2 separate regions of the Homo sapiens genome follow, and region 2 is linked to region 1. Evidence: chromatin loops called from intact Hi-C (ENCODE). Cell type or tissue: endothelial cell of umbilical vein. All regions are shown on one strand. Links, peaks and the distances in the headings refer to the core of each region. The heading gives the core; the rest is flanking DNA. Region 1 holds the start of SOX13 (SRY-box transcription factor 13). Region 2 holds the start of LOC105371689 (a long non-coding RNA gene).

Region 1 (8,325 bases), core at 72-8,071:
CTCAGTGAAATGATGTCACCGCAGGTGAGGCCGTTGTAGTCTGGCTGAGTGGTAGGTAATTGTGGCCTGGACTAGGGTGGGGTGGTAAAGACAGGAATGGATGGATTGGGATATATTTTTGGAGATAGGCCAGTGACTCACTAAATTGATTAGATGAGCGAGAAACAATCACAGATGATGGCTAGGTTTTTGACTTGAGCCATTAGGTAGGTGGTAGTACCATTTACTGGATGGGAAAGAAGATGGTACTGGGTTGGGGATGATGGTTAAAGGTTCAATGTTAGGGTTAGGATGTGGAAGCCATCCTCACAGGGTTAGCAAGTATTACATGCTAGGTTCTGGGCGGAAATACTGTTATAATTTAACCTTAATAGGCAAGTGCGGTGGCTCACACCTGTAATCCCAGCACTTTGGGAGGCCGAGGCGAGAGGATCACTTGAGCCCAGGAGTTTGAGATTAGCCTGGGCAACATAGCAAGATCTTGTCTCTACACAAAATGAAAAACAATTAGCCAGGCAGGGTGGCTCATGCCTGTGTATGTAGTCCCAGCTACTTGGGAGGCTGAGGTGGAAGGATCACTTGAGCCCAGGAGGTTGAGGCTGCAGTGAGCCGTGACTTCACCACTGCACTCCAGCCTGGGTGACAGCAAGACCGTGTCTCAAAAAAGAAAGAAAGAAAGAAAAAGCATTAATTAGGTTGCACTTTGGCGCACTTCCTTGTTGCTAAAAGTTCCATAGAACCAGATACTGACCATTTGCATCCCCATTTTTCCTATAGATAGGATTTCTGATGTTAGAATCATAAGGCTTTTGTTGAAGAATCGATTTGCATCCCCATTGTTCCTATAGATAGGATCACTGACGTTGGAATCATAAGGCTTTTGTTTAAGATTTGCTTAAGATGTTTTTAGCTCTTGAGTTCCAGCAGAATGGCTGATGCCACCAGTTTGAAGACCCTCACAGAGGAGCGTAATCAGCATGAGAATGCAGTTTCTTCATCTCCCTGTCCCGTGACTCTGCGTCACGGGACATCCACAGTGATCCCCACACCTCGGCCCACTCCAAACCCCTTAAAATCCCTAGCCCCCAACTCTTCGGAGAAGCAGATTTGAGGTTTTCTCTCCTCTCCTTGTTCAGCCTTGCATTTAAAATTCTTTTTCTGTTGCAACCCTCGGTGTTGGTGTATTGACTTGCAGGCCCTCAGGCAATGGACCCATTACGGTTACAATGTCTGTGAGGCCCTGGGGTAGAAACATCAAGTGTGTGGTTGGATAATAGTCTTGGATATTAAATAATTGGGAGAATCATCACCACATAGTTGGTACTTAAAGCTATGGAAAAGGACAAAATTTTACCTAGGGAGATGTGGTAGGAGGAAAATAGGGTGTAGGAGAGAGCCCACAGGGAATGCCCACCTGGAGACCAGGATGGAGGAGGGAACATAAAAAAGGGTGGCTGGGAAAGAGCAGCCAGTGAGGTGGGAGGACTCAAGAAAGTGTGGACTCATGAAGTGAGTGTTTCAAGGAGTGGCTGACTGGGTTACATCATGTAAATTTGATAGTTGTTCCTGGGAAATGGTGCAGTAGTAGAGAAAATCTAGAATCTTCAGTCAGATAGCTTCCTGTCTCACTAATTGGAGCTTCATTTTTCTTATCTCTAAAATGGGATTCCAGGTACTCAGGGACTTGCAAAGAGATGGAATTAAATTAAATTAAAAAATAAGATAAAATGGGGATAATGACACCAACATCACAGAACTGGGATAAGGTACAAATAGATACCATATAGGAAAACAGTATTGTGCCTAAGACCCAGTAGGGAGACACTTTATATCTTAATTTGGTGGCAGTGAGTGGAAGGGCTGATCTTTGCTCTTCCTCTCTTAATCTGCTGTTGCTAAGGACAGCTGCAGGGAGGTACCCACAATCAAGTTGCCCCCCTGAAGATGATCAGGGGCCAGAGAAAAACAACCAGATATATGGAAAACACAGGCATGTTGTCTGGGAGGAGGAAAGTCTTGGTGGCACTTGGGTACCCTTTTTTTTTTTTTTTTTTTTAGACAGAGTTTCCCTCTTGTTGCCCAGGCTGGAGTGCAGTGGCATGATCTCAGCTCACCACAACCTCCGCCTCCCGGGGTTCAAGCAATTCTCCTGCCTCAGCCTCCTGATTAGCTGGGATTACAGGCATGAGCCACCACGCCCGGCTAATTTTGTATTTTTAGTAGAGATGGGGTTTCTCCATGTTGGTCAGGCTGGTCCCAAACTCCCGACCTCAGGTGATCCTCCTGCCTCAGACTCCCAAAGTGCTGGGATTACAGGCGCGAGCCACCGCGCCCGGCAATTTGGGTAACCCTTTCATGATTTCTAGGATGGCTTCATCCATAGTTATCCAAACATCAAGCCTTTAATGTTGGCTTCTCCCACTCTCTTACACCCACCTGTTTTCTCCTTTCCATTCCCCCTACTCCCAGCTTAGCTCAGGCCTGCATCATTTTTACCCTGGCCACTGCCATTGTCTGGTCACTGGCCTCCTTCCTACCTCCAGCTAGATTGATGCCATCTGAGACCTTGCTTAGAATCCTTCAGTGGCTCCCCATTTCCTTCCATCAACAAGTATTGATCAATAAGTATTTATGAAGGGCCTGCTCTTTCCCAATCTCTGGCTAGGCACACTGGAGAGATACATCCCTGCCCTTGTGGAGCTTACAGTCCAGGGCGGAGACAGACAAATGAATGGTTACCATATTATTTACAAATGGGGTTTTTCCAGAGCCCACAGATGGGGCACCTGGCCCAGATATGGCCATCAAGAAAGGCTTCAGGGAAAGTTGATGTCTAGGCTGAGACCTAAAAGATGAATAAAAGGAGTTAGCCAGGCAAAGCAGTGGGCAAGGATGAGCCCTTAGAAGGCCTTCAGAGCCTTGCTGACCATCACCTTTGAACACATGCTGGCCACCCACACTGTGGGCATAGACTTATTAGTAGGTCCATGATTGTCACTCCTTTAATCTGCCCTACACCCACAGGTCCTTCCAAGACCCATTTCAGATGCCACCTCCCCCAAGAAGTTCCAGTCCCCATATCCCAGTGTCTTTGGTGGCCCTGTGCCCATTTGCCTGCCCTATCTTAGCCCTCTCCACTTCACTGCAATGGTATATTCACCCATTCCTTTACAAAATCAGAATCCAGAAAGGGCAGGACACCGTCTCATTTGTCTTCGTGTCCCCAGCACCCCGGTAAGCCAGGCATAGGTAGACTTTTTTTTTTTTTTTTTTTTGAGACAGAGTCTTACTCTGTCACCCAGGCTAGAGTGCAGTGGTGCGATCTCCACTCACTGCAACCTCTGCCTCCTGGGTTCAAGCAATTCTTCTGCCTCAGCCTCTTGAGTAGTTGGAATTACAGGCATGCACCACCACACCCGGCTAATTTTTGTATTTTTAGTAGAGAGGGGTTTTCACCATGTTGGCCAGGCTGGTCTCGAACTCCCAACCTCAGGTGATCTGCTGCCTTGGCCTCCCAAAGTGCTGGGATTACAGGCGTGAGCCACTGCGCCCGGTCATATGTAGACATTTGATAAATACGTTGAATGAAAGGAAACCAACTCTCCATTCTCCCCCACCCTCCCATATAATGGGACAGGAGAAAATAAGATTTATTTGAGAGGCTGCAAATGACAGGATTAGGGAGTGGTTGGAGATATCAGGAATCCGTCTAGCTACAGGTGAGATCAGGTTTTGTTTTTTTTGAGACGGAGTCTCGCCCTGTCGCCCAGGCAGGAGTGAGTGCAATGGCGCGATCTCGGCCCACTGCAACCTCCCACTCCCGGGTTCAAGCGATTCTCCTGCCTCAGCCTCCCGAGTAGGGGGTTACAGGCGCGCCACCACGCCCGGCTAATTTTTTGTATTTTTAGTAGAGACGGGGTTTCACCGTGTTAGCCAGGATTGTCTCCATCTCCTGACCTCGTGATCCGCCCCCGTCGGCCTCCCAAAGTGCTGGGATTACAGGCGTGAGCCACCGCGCCCGGCAGAGATCAGGTTCTTAAGGGAAGTCCGGAGAAATGGGGTTTTTAAAAAACCCGAGTCCAGGCTATCTGTTTGGAGGGGTTGGGAGGCTTGGAGCTGGACCAATAACTTCTTAGGTCTTGCTTTAAGGAGTGAAGATTCTCTGTAGCGACCCTCATACCTGGGCAGTGGGAGCGGGCAGAATCCTTCTTTCTTCTCTTCTCTACACCCCCTCACTCCACCCCCACCCTTCCCCGCCGCCCGTAAACCTTAGCTTTCCCCTTTCCAACAGAGGTTTCCAGCTGTTGATGCCTGGATGGACCCGGCTGCAGGGAGGAGGAGGAAACTCTCTGTCCCTCCCTTCTTCTGCAAGTCCCCACCCTCCCTCCCTCCTCCCCCTGCGCGCTCTCGGTCTCCCTCCCTCTTTCTCCTCTAGGCTGTCCAGTCGCCTCGCAGCAGCGAGCCGCGAGCGCCCTTCTCCAGTCCCGGCTTGGAACTGAACTGTGTGAGCACGGGTCCTGGAACCCGGGCCCAGAACCGGCGAGCCCAGGTCTGAGCCCAGAGCTCAGCGGTCAGCCTCGTAGGCCCTGACTCGGAATCGAGCCGAGGCGCTGAGGTTGGAGCCGGAGAGCGTGAGAGCCGAAGAGCAGGGAGGGCGGGCCGGCTGCGCGTCCGACGAGTCGCAGAGCAGGACCGCGGAAGGCAGGGAGACGGCCGCAAGCCCAGGGCAGAGGGCAGAGGGCAGAGAGCGGCCTGGCTCGGCGGAGAGGGCGCCGCCCGGCCGGAACCAAGCTCGCCGCCCGGGACGGCGGGCCCCGTGGGGCGCGGACCCAGGGTGGCCGTGGGTCCGCAGCGACTCCCCGGCCGACGGCGGGGGGCGTGCCCCCTCCCAGCCCAGCCTCCCCAACCCGGCCCGCCCGCCGCGTCGCGGGGGCATGTGAGCGGGAAGCCTAGGCTGCCAGCCGCGAGGACCGCACGGAGGAGGAGCAGGAGCGCGGAGCCGCGAGCCCCGAGCCCCGAGCCCGGCGCCTGGCTGAGTAGTAAGTGCACCCCTCCCCGCCATGATCGCGCCGTCGCGCCCATTTCCCCAGCTCTCTGAAGTTTGACACTTGCGCCCCTACGTTTCTGGGCACCCACCGGCTCTCTTCCCTGCGAGTTTCCACCCTGTGCAAAGTTTTTCGAGGAGAGACGGACCCTCACCTACCCCCAACAACGCTGGGCAGTGGCGGCTCCTCCCTGGCCGACTTGGGTCCTTGTGGAGAGGGATGGCAGCCTCTAAGGCAGTGCGTGGCTGTGTGTGTGTTTGTGTGTGTGTGTGTGTGTGTGTGTACGCGCGCGCGCGCGCGCGTTCACCACGCGGGTCGAGCTTAGGGTGCACCCCCAACCCGCTCCTCGCCGACCGCAGAGGACTAGGTCTTTCTCATCAGCCCGACTATGCGCCTAGTTTAAGGATTTCTCAGCGGGAAGCCGAAGCGACCTGCGCGCGTCCTGCGTGGGGCTCAGGTGCCTGCGACGAGGCGCAGAGCTCCTCCACCATGGTTGCGTGGGGTGCTGGGGGACAGACGCGCTCCCCTTGCCACGGTTTCAGGGTCGTTCCCCAGCGGACCAGACCAGCGCGGCATCCTGTTTGTTTTCTGCTCCGGCTGCTCCTGTCCCACCCCCACCCCCACCGCAGGCTGCTTCTTGCTACCCCCACCTCCCGCCCTGGGATATCGTAGGTGAGCCTTTTCATCCCGATTCCGCTGCAAACGCTGATCGCGCCTAGGGGTAGGGAGATGCGGAGCGGGTAGTCGTTCAGTTCCCAGCGGCTCGCCATTGTTTTCCCACCCCGCGCGTTCCGTACGTAAACACACACGCACACACAAGGTTGTGTGTGTGCGCCGGCTCTGGCTGCTTCCCGTCCCCAGGCGCGCAGGGATCGCCCGCGGGATTCGCTCAGCTGCCCGCATGGGTCTTCAGGCTGGAGGCGCTCCAGGACTTAACTGGAGCTGGAGAGGACAAGAGACGTGGGGGTTGCCGGACAGTACCGGGCGGGGCGGTGAGCCGGGCCTGGGCGGGAAGTGAATTTTGAACTTCAGCCCTGGACCTTTCCGGGAGGACCCCGAGCGCTGGAGCGGCGGCTCCCGCCCTGGAGGGCCCGCGGCAGCTGCAAAGACTCCGCTGGCGCTCTTGGCAGCCGCCTCGGTGACAGAGGCTTGGAGGAAGCCGAAGAGTTTTCCTGGGAAGTTTGCTTTGACTCTCTGGGAATTTCCGGGCAGGACGCCTCGGCGCTGGCGCTGGCGCTGGCGCTGGTGAAGGGGTCTGGCCAAAGACGGCCAGAGACGATGCTGCTGGCTCTTGACCACTAGGCTGTACTTGGCTCTCAGCAGTCCAAGTAGGTGGGTCTCTACCTCCCGGAGTTCATGCCTTCCAAACCAGTATCCCCCAAAGGATCACGACATGCCGGTTTCAAAGATGGGTGCATAACTCTGCTCGTTTTGGAGTCCAGGGAGGCAAGCTCGGTTCCAGCCGGGCGGCGCTCTCCGTCGAGCCAGGCCGCTCTCTGCCCTCTGCTCTCTGCCCTGGGCGTGGGGCTGTCTCCCTGCCTACCGCGGTTGTGCTTTCGGACTCGTCCGACGCGGCGCCAGCCCGCTACCTCCCGCTCTCCCTCTCCCCCGCTCCCTGGCTCCCCGGCTCCCTGACTCCGTAATCTGCGCCTCGGCGCAGTTGCGAGTCAGGGCCTGAGGCTGACCCCTGTTTCCACTGTGCTTCATTAGAAAGCGCTTCACAAGATGCTGGGATTCAGCACATTTGGATTCCAGTTCCCCATCGATGAGCAGCGTGGGTTTGGACTTCCCCGCATGCGAAATGGGCAGAGTTATGCACCCAACTTTGAAACTGGCATGTCGTGATCGTTTGGGGGATACTGGTTTGGAAGGCATGATCTCCAGGAGGGTAGGGACCCACCTACCTCTGGATCATTAAGGGCCAAATATAGCCTAGTGGTTAAGAGTCCTGGAGCTGGAGTTAGATCCCGGATGCCACTGGCGGTGTGACTCTGGGCAATTTAACTTAACCTCTGTGCCTCAGTTTCCTCAGCCATAAAATAGGGTTAATATGAACGCTTCATGGGGTTGTCTTGAGGATTAAAAGACTTAATAAAGTGAAACTGAGAACAGTGCCTGGCACATAATAAGTGCTAGGTAAATATGAGCTATTATTGCCATTATTACTTAACTGACCTTGTACAGAGCCCAGAAGAGCACTTGGTGATTGTGCTCAACTAATCAATTATAACATTGCCCACTTCTGGAGAGGAGGAGATCTTGTACTCTCTCCCACCCTTGCCTGATTCCAGCCCCTCAGATCAAACGTATCCTTCTTACTCCTTGTCTAGTGCCATCTTCTCGAGTCTTTTTTCTTTTTCTTGTTTCCTTCCTTTCTCCCTCCCTTCACAACTTTTGTGAAAGCATTTCATTCCCTCCTTTCCTCATTCTTAAAAATCAATCTTGGCTCAACTGCAGTGTTCTCTCCATGGAAATCAGGTCCCAGGAAGGAATTGTCTCCAAAAGGGTGTCCCTTGAGCGTCCTCAGCCTGGGCTGCTGGATCAGGATTGGATGTGCATTTGTGTCTCTGGGGCAGGGTGAATTTCCAGAGCAAAGAGCCTGTCAGGTGTCTGGGGCCCAGGGGAAGAGTCAGGTGGAATGGGCTGGGACTGTCCCAGGAGGAGCCCTGCTCCCTGGGTAGTGTCTGTGTCTCCTGCTGCTGGGCTCACTTGGGAACCTGGAATAGCACAGCTGCTTGGGTAGACTGGATGTGGGATTTGGGGTGAGGGGCAAAAGTGTCACCTCCAACTTTCCACTTGCAGTTGGAGGATTTTCTAGGAATTTGGGTTTGTCACAAGTTCCTTGTCTGATTCAGGACTCTGCAAATGCATAGCACAGGTAAGGGGCGAGCTGAGCAACCAGGAGGAAGAACAGGGTGCTGCTGCCCAGCCACACTGCCTTGGACAACAGGCTCCTGTCCTCCTTTCTCAGACCCTCCAACCTCCACCCCAGGCATGGGGGAGGATGGCCAGAAGGTTGCTTCTTCATGTTGGAGATCCTGCAATTGGCAGTTTTTAGTCATTATGACAACTGGCACTGCAGTCACCCCATTCATTCCTTCAACAGAAATTGTTGACCACCTGCTATGTGCCAGGGCCTGTGCTACGCAGTGGGATAACAGGGGAGAACAAGACAGGCAGCGTGCCTGCCTTCAAAGAGGCTTCTTTCTATTGTGGGGAGACAGACAGTAAATACTTTTAAGTAACCAAGACTATCAGATTATGACATGCAATGGGAAAG
Region 2 (8,325 bases), core at 170-8,169, 77 kb before region 1:
AGTAGCTGGGACTACAGGCACACACCACCACATCTGGATAATTTTTAAATTTTTTGTAAGCCGGGCACGGTTATTCACACCTGTAATCCCAGCACTTTGGGAGGCTGAGGCGGGTGGATCACCTTAGGTCAGGACTTCAAGACCAGCCTAGCCAACATGACAAAACCCTGTCTCTACTAAAAGTACAAAAATTAGCCAGGCATGATGGTGGGTGCTTGTAATCCCAGCTACTTGGGAGGCTGAGGCAGGAGAATTGCTTGAACGTGGAAGGCGGAGGTTGCAGTGAGCTGAGATCTAGCCATTGCACTCCAGCCTGGGAAACAAGAATGAAACTCCATGGGAAAAAAAAAAAATTTTTTTTTGTGGAGACAGGCTCTCGCCATGTTGCCCAGAACTCCTGGGCTGAAGTGATCCTCCCTCCTCAGCCTCTCAAAGTGCTGGGATTACAGGCCTGAACCACCTCACCCAGCCCAATCTGATTCTTGTTTCTTGGTAAATAATCTGTCTTCCCTCTTTAGTAGCTTTTAAGATTTCCCTTTCTTGTTTTCAAGTGTGGCTATGAGTTTTTAAACCTATTCCCTCTCTCATTTTATGTGTTTGGAGAAGGAGGAGGTTTCAACTTTGCTCCACCTGCTGTCTTGACCCAGAACTTGGTTCCTGCATGACTAAATGGAGCAGACTTGCTTTGATGGCATATACTCATTATTTTGAATCATCCACTTTTGTGTAGTGTTGCAAAAACCTCATGCCCCTCAGGCCCTGATAAAGTTTATATACCTATTTGGATTTAAGTGTCATTAACATTGGTGAATGTCTGTGTTTTTTTTAGTTCTTGTGTCTTCTTCTTCTTTTTTTTTTTTTTTTTTTTTTTGAGGCAGTCTTGCTCTGTTGCCCAGGCTGGAGTGCAGTGGTGTAATCTTGGCTCACTGCAACCTCCTCCCTGGTTCAAGCGATTCTCCTGCCTCAGCCTCCCGAGTAGCTGGGATAACAGGCACCCACCACCAAGCCTGGCTAATTTTTGTATTTTTAGTAGAGATGGGGTTTCGCCATGTTGGCCAGGCTGCTCTCGAACTCCTGACCTCAAGCAATCCACCTGCCTCGGGCCTCCCAAATTGCTGGTATTACAGGCATGAGCCACCACGACTGGCCACTTGTGTCTTCTTTTAGAGTTTTTCCCCTTCTCTTCTTTCTGGCTGTAAGCTGCCACTTGATTCCAATGTCCATATACACATCTATAGCAATATTTTGCCTGTTGCTTGGGCTCTACGCTACTCAGAATGATTCCTCCTGCTTCACTGCACAGAACAGATGTACTGTCTCTATGTCTATAGCTCCTGCCTCCAAACTCAGCTTGTGACTTCACTTTCAAAACCCACAGGATTACTCACGTGCTCTAGCAAACAATGGAATATCTCTTATGATTCCTTTTCTTTTTCCAACTAGTTCAGCAAACAAAGAGATGATATAGAAATGTATTTCTTTATTGATAGAACTCATGTACTTCATTAGTGAGGCATTGTACTTGACTTCTAATAACAAAGGCCTAAATTAAAGGACTTAATCTAATAAAAGCTTTTCTCGCCCTGTATAAAAAACTTCAGAGGTATGCAATTTGAAGCTTGTATTGTGGGCTCCTCAGTCATCTGGGCTCAAGCACTTTCTGTTTTTCTGTTTGGCCTTCCTTAACACAAAAGTTTCAAACTCAGTGGCCCTTTGTGGTCACAAGATGGCTGCTGGAGATCCAGTGATCATGACCAGGTTCTATTTATTTATGTATTTATTTTTATTTTTATTTTTTTGGGATGAAGTCTCGCTCTGTCACCCAGGCTGGAGTGCAGTGGTGCGATCTCGGCTCACTGCAACCTCTGCCTCCCAGGTTCAAGCAATTCTTCTGCCTCAGCCTCCTGAGTAGCTGGGATTACAGGTGCATGCCACCAAGCCTGGCTAAGTTTTGTATTTTTAGTAGAGACTGGGTTTCACCATGTTGATCAGGCTGGTCTCGAACTCCTGACCTTGTGATCCACCTGCCTTGGGCTCCCAAAGTGCTGAGATTACAGGCATGAGCCAATGTGCCCTGCTGGTTCTTTTTATTTTTTAAGAGATGAGGTCTTGCTACGTGCCCAGGCTGGACTCAAACTCCTGGGCTCAAGCAGTGATCCTCTTACACGTGCCGCCATGCCTGGCTGATCATAACTACATTCCAGACAGGACAAAGAGGAAAGTGAGAAGGGTGAAAAGATATGCCTACCACCAGAGTTAGCCCCTTTTAAAGTTTCCAGATGCTCTACCTCTTCCACATATATTTCTTCGGCCATCTCTAGCTGTAAGGGAGATACTTTGTTATCTCACATAAATGGAATATATTTCTTTATGCCATTGCTTTTGATTAGTCTGCAGCCTATATTAGCTTACGTCCTTGTTCTCAGCCATATTCTAGTTAGATGAGATATGACTCAATTTTTTTTTTTTTGAGTTGGAGTCTTATTCTGTTCCCTAGGCTAGAGTGCAGTGGCATGATCATGGCTCACTGCAAGGCTGGGCGTGGTGGCTCACGCCTGTAATCTCAGCACTTTGGGAGGCCGAGGCGGGCGGATCACAAGGTCAGGAGTTCGAGAACAGCCTGGCTAACATAGTGAAATCCCATGTCTACTAAAAATACAAAAAAATTAGCCAGGCGTGGTGGCGGGCACCTTTAATCCTAGCTACTCAAGAGGCTGAGGCAGGAGAATCGCTTGAACCTGGGAGGCGGAGGTTGCAGTGAGCCGAGATTGTGCCACTGCACTCCAGCCAGGGTGACAGTGCGAGACTCTGTCTCAAAAAAAAAAAAAATTAATAATGGCTCACTGCAACTTGGAACCCCTGGGCTCAAGCAGTCCTTCCACCTCAGCTTCCTGTGTAGCTGGGATTACAGGTGCATGCCACCATGCCTGGCTAATTTTTAAGTGTTTTGTAGAGGTAAGGTCTTGCTATGTTGCCCTGGCTGGTCTTGAACTTCTGGCCTCAAGTGATCCTCCCACCTTTGGCCTCCCAAGTGCTGTACCAATTTTAAAAAGAAATGTAAATGTTTTTATTTTCATGGCCCTTGGCTGTTTTCAAAGATCATATCAATAACTGTAAAATGGATAAAACACTCACCATCAAAATCATTGAAGGTAGCTAACTTGAAATGCCATCCAGGAACCACTGTAGAATTGGCAACATTGACTCACACTCTTCTCAGTTAGTTCAATTCCACCTTTACTGGGTGCCTATAGCGCTGGCCAGGCACCAGTTACCTGTGGTGAATACAGGAACAATCAAGATTGCCCTGTCCTTGAAGAGTTCCATTTTAGTGCCTTACAAGTAACTGAAGGCAGCGGGAAGCCACCAGTGGTTTTACACAGAGCCAAAAAGTGATCACCTCTATATCTTTGAAAGACAGCTCAGACTACATACGGTGAGTGGGAAGAGTACAGAGGATTGAGGCAGGGGATTTTGTTCTAGAGGCCAAATATTGTTCTGCATTGCTGTGTCATTGCTGTCTGTTAATTGCACCCCACGTTCCGCACCACTTGCCTCATCTATCCCAGAATCTTATCCCTCACCTTTAGATTTTTCTCACCTCAAACCTTCAGTTCCATACCCACCCTACCAGAAGTTCAGGGATAGTCAAAGTGGCTTTCTGAGATCAAGAGTCCACAATGTCTTCATGAATCCATTCTTTGCACATTTACGAAGCTCTGCATATGCTCTGGGCTCTGCGCTATGGGCTAGAGTTGCAAAGGTGGATCAGACTCAATTCTTGCTTCCAAGGCAGGGACAAAGTTTTTTGCTTCTCTTTCTACTTGAAGAGTATTAAGAATCTAAACTGATCTTGGCTAGAGAAGGCAGATAGAGGAGACGGGTGGAGCAAGAATCAGAACAAAAAATGGGTAGCCTGGGATTGATAGCCATGAAATCAGGAGGGCAGATTTGTCCTCAGGGCCCAGTAGTACTTTTCTCTGAAGCCAGAGACGGCCTCCTTCCCTTCCTTTTTCCCTTCTTGCTCCTCTGGTCTCCTCACAGCCAAGCCTGGCTTCCATTCAAACTTTCCGGAAATCCCCTACCCAATTTCCAGCTTTTCAAACAATGACTCTCTGGAGAATATTCCCATTGTCCTTGGAATTAGAACAATGAGAGAGTAGAGCCTCCTCTCTGGCTTCAGACTACATCCCTGCTCCCAGCCAGCCTCCCACCAAAGTAAAAGCTTCCTCGACTCTCCAATCGCTGTTCCCATCTGTAGTGAGGCAGAAAGACAGGGGAAGTATAAGAAAAAGCATTTTCTACAAGTCAACCCAGCCCCTTAAGCACTACCTGGTGCCTTTCTTCTCCCAGCTAGAACTGAGAAGAATCTCTCTACAGGACTGGGATTGGACACCTGCCTATGCTCTGGGTTGGCAAGCAAGCTCCGGGTTTGACTGCTGTGTTTTCTAAATCTCTCTCTCTCTCTTTCTTTTCTTTTTTTTTCTGAGACATAGTCTTGCTCTGTCGCCCAGGCTGGAGTGCAGTGGCGCCATCTCAGCTCACTGCTGCAACCTCCGTCTCCCGGGTTCAAGCGATTCTCCCACCTCAGCCTCCTAAGTAGCTGAGATTACAAGCACCCACCACCATGCTGGGCTAATTTTTGTATTTTTAGTAGAGATGGGGTTTCATCATGTTGGCCAGGCTGGTCTCGAACTCTGGACCTCAAGTGATCCGCCTGTCTTGGTCTCCCAAAGTGCTGGGATTACAGGCGTGAGCCACCGTGCCAGCCTCTAAATCTCTTTTGATGCCTCAGTTTCCCCCCATCATTGAGGTGAGAGGACCCAGAGGCCATTCTGAAGGGATTGGCAGTCTAATTTTCCTCACTGCCTACTCCTCTTCCACTCCCTACTCTGACCCTAGGAGACTCCTGTCCCCTTTCTACCCAGTTCAGCCAAAAGCGCTGCTGGATGGGGAGGGTGCAGGCGGGGCTTTTCTTGCACCATCCTGGCGCCTGACTGGGTCAAGTTACTGGAGGCAGTCTGGATTTGAATGTGCAAATAAACAGAGGTTGCTTTGATCCTTGAGGCTGACAGGGAGGGGGAAGAAAACGGAGTGCCCTGGTCAGAGAAGTGCATGCTGGGCACTTGAAAGAGGGTTTGGGGGATGTGGAGCATGAGCTTGTCCTTATTCCTTTGACTGGACCAAAAACCTAATTTGTTAAAAAAAAAAAAAAATAGAGAGATCTTGAAAGAGTCAGGGACCCACATCAGACATTTCAGACCTCCTCTGGGAACCAAATATTCCAATGGCCTTTCTGCCTTGTCACCAGGAGGGGAGTGGGTTGCTTGAAGCCCACCCTCCCTCAAGGCTCTCTTGCCTTTGGGACATCTTGGGTGCCACTTGGGAGAAGGAGAAGCAGGATGGAACTATGAGGTGTGTGTGGTTCGGGGTGGGGCTGTAGGTTGGGAGGGGGTAGGGCCTATTGTCTCCCTGGGCACCAATCCACAGCCACAGGCAGGCTTAGAGACGGAGAGACAAAGGAGGGAATGGGAGAGCACAAAGGGAGCGGGAATGAAATGGTAAGTAAAGGCAAACAAAAGTGAGCCGGGGGAGACAAAAGCTGGGAACAATATTCCCCAGGCAATAGGCTCGGGAACAATAGGGACACTGACAGCCCCACAAAGACACCAGTGTCTCCAAGTAGACGTTATCTCAGGCAGTGGTTGGCAGCCCCACTCTGGCTGCAGCTATTTTCAGTGCCGCTTTTGTGCCATGCTGAACAATATTCCTTGCATGGCTGCTGATAGAAAGATGAGAAGGTTTCTGTTTGATTCTTCTCTTCCTTCCCTCCCCCCTCCCCTTTTTCCAGCCCCCACCAGCTCCAGGCAGTCTGAGCTCAAGTCTCTGGCCTGGTTAGGGGTGTGTGTGTGTGTGTGTGTGTGTGTGTGTGTGTGTGTGTGTGTGTGTTGGGAAGAGACCAAGTGGGGAGGGTCTCTATCTGGGCTTCCAGTTGCCCTCAATCTTATCAGGGCCTCCATGGAGGGAAGCTAGTAGAGTGGAGATTAGGGCTGGGCCAGTGGGGCTGAGAACTGAGGTGTGCGAGGAGGATCATCAGGGCAGTGGATTCTGCCCTTGCCCCAAATCACAAGACCAGCCTGAGTGAGTGACTATAAAAAGCCCTGCTTAGCAAAGGTTTTGCCTGTTGCTTGGCTATTCACATACATAATAGCCAAGGCCATAAGGGGTCCACCCTGTCATTCCACCCCTTCCTCCTTTGTGCCCACAAGTGTTCCCCACTCTACCCCCATAGCCACTGCTTTCTCCCATTCTTGTTTGTAGTTTTACCAGCCCCTTGACTAGCTCCCAACTTCCCTCCCCACCTCCGCCACTGCCAGATGAACCTAAGAGATCGGGGAAACTAGTCCTAGCTTGGGAAAAGACTGGTATGCACTGGCCCTTCCTTAGGCCTGATGGCCACTCCCACAGGGGTGTCCATGATCTTCATCCACAGTGCTGCTATTCCCCACCAAGTATCTCCCCTGTGTTCCTCCCTAGAGGAACTCTGACCCTAGAACATTGAGTCAGAGGTGTCCTTTCCCAGGGCCCCCTTGTGCATACGGCTGGTGTACTCTTAGTTTTCTCAGTATCTTAGCCCACTATGGCTGCCCCCGTGGGCTTAGATAAACTTTACAGTTTTTCGTCTAGCTGGTCTTCTTCTCCATATTACTATTCTATTCAGGTTATTTTGCTAGGTGGCTAAACTACTAAATTTCAGTTCTCTGACTTCCTCAAAAAAAAAGAGACCAAATTTCTTGGGAAGGCATTTATATAAAAATTTTGGCCAGGTGCTGTGGCTCACACCTGTAATCCCAGCACTTTGGGAGGCTGAGGCAGGCGGATCACGAGGTCAAGAGATCAAGACCATCCTGGCCAACATGGTGAAACCTCATCTCTACTAAAAATAACAAAAATTAGGCCGGGCATGGTGGTTCATGCCTGTAATCCCAGCACTTTGGGTGGCTGAGGCGGCCAGATCACGAGGTCAAGAGATCCAAACCATCCTGGCCAACATGATGAAACCCCTTCTCTACTAAAAACACAAAAATTAGCTGGGCGTGGTGGCATGCACCTGTAGTCCCAACTACTGGGGAGGCTGAGGCAGGAGAATCGCTTGAACCTGGGAGGCGGAAGTTGCAGTAAGCCGAGATCATGCCATTGCACTCCAGCCTGGATGACAGAGCCAGACTCCGTCTCAAAATAAATAAATAAATAAATAAAAATACAAAAATTAGCTGGGCATGGTGGCATGCACCTGTAGTCCCAGCTACTCAGGAGGCTGAGGAAGGAGAATCACTTTAACCTGGGAGGCAGAAGTTGCAGTGAGCCAAGATCACACCACTGCACTCCAGCCTGGCGACAGAGTGAGACTCCGTCTCAAAAAAAAAAATTTTCAAGCACAATGCTGTCCTGAGTCTAGACACTCAGGTTGACCCAGAAGGTTGAGTCATTGTGTAATCTGTGGGACTTGTGGCTATTTGTCCAGTGTTTTTTTTGTTTGTTTGTTTTTTTGTTTTTTTTTTTTCGAGATGGAGTCTCATTCTTGTTGCCCAGGCTGGAGTGCAATGGCATGATCTCAACTCGCTGCAACCTCTGCCTCCCAATTTCAAGTGATTATCCCACCTCAGCCTCCCGAGTAGCTGGGATTACAGGCACCTGCCACCATGCCCAGCTAATTTTTGTATTTTTAGTAGAGACGGGGTTTCACCATGTTGGCCAGGCTGGATATTTGTCCAGCTTTCTAAATATAAGTTCGCTTTTTGAAGGCAGAAAACACTTTCATACCTCTATTGGCTACTTCATGGCATCATGGTACACAATGAGTTCTTAATGAACACTTGCTGAATTGGACTGAATTTAGAGAATCAGAAGGGACCTTAAAGCTCATCTAATACCTTACTACTCAAAATGTTGTCTCTGGCTCAGCAGCATCAGCATCACCTGAGAACTTGATAGAAATGCAGAATCTCAGACTTCCTGAATCAGCATCTGCATTTTAACAAGCTCCCCAGGTAATCCATATGCTCCTGAAGACACAGACAACTGGTCTAGTACAGCTACTGCCTCCCTGCCTTCCCCAAACTACTACCTGTTTTATAACATTATCACCATCCATCACCTAGAATCTTAGAAACCATGAGCCAGACTAGGCCATCCAGCTGGCAACTACAGAAAGACCTCGGTGGACATGAGCTTACTATCTGTGGTAACAGTCAGTTCCATGGTTGGAATAAAATCATATGGAACAGAATTAAATTTGCATGAAACAGCCTTGGGAATGGGACT

The links. A loop is a pair of places that touch in the nucleus more often than their neighbours do. Peaks named below come from ENCODE experiments on the same cell type or tissue, not always from the same donor. Only the 100,000 strongest peaks of a DNase experiment are listed, where the experiment ranks them.
Region 2: it touches region 1 in a loop (5-fold over the local background); 7 of 110 quality-filtered maps call a loop at or near these places.

Annotation. Positions count from the first base shown.
Region 1 is chr1:204,068,673-204,076,997 of GRCh38, forward strand. It overlaps SOX13 (SRY-box transcription factor 13), which reads left to right and starts at 4,443. Exons shown (of 14, transcript NM_005686.3): 1 at 4,443-5,039. RefSeq lists enhancers at 1-496, 5,122-5,814, 6,509-7,200. In endothelial cell of umbilical vein, for the core only: no CTCF peak of the experiment used is centred there; DNase peaks (open chromatin) are centred at 4,469, 4,959 and 6,149; H3K4me3 peaks cover 2,998 bases; H3K27ac peaks cover 2,298 bases.
Region 2 is chr1:203,991,282-203,999,606 of GRCh38, forward strand. LOC105371689 (a long non-coding RNA gene) reads left to right here and starts at 5,505. Exons shown (of 3, transcript XR_922443.4): 1 at 5,505-5,561. RefSeq lists an enhancer at 5,256-5,819. In endothelial cell of umbilical vein, for the core only: no CTCF peak of the experiment used is centred there; a DNase peak (open chromatin) is centred at 4,110.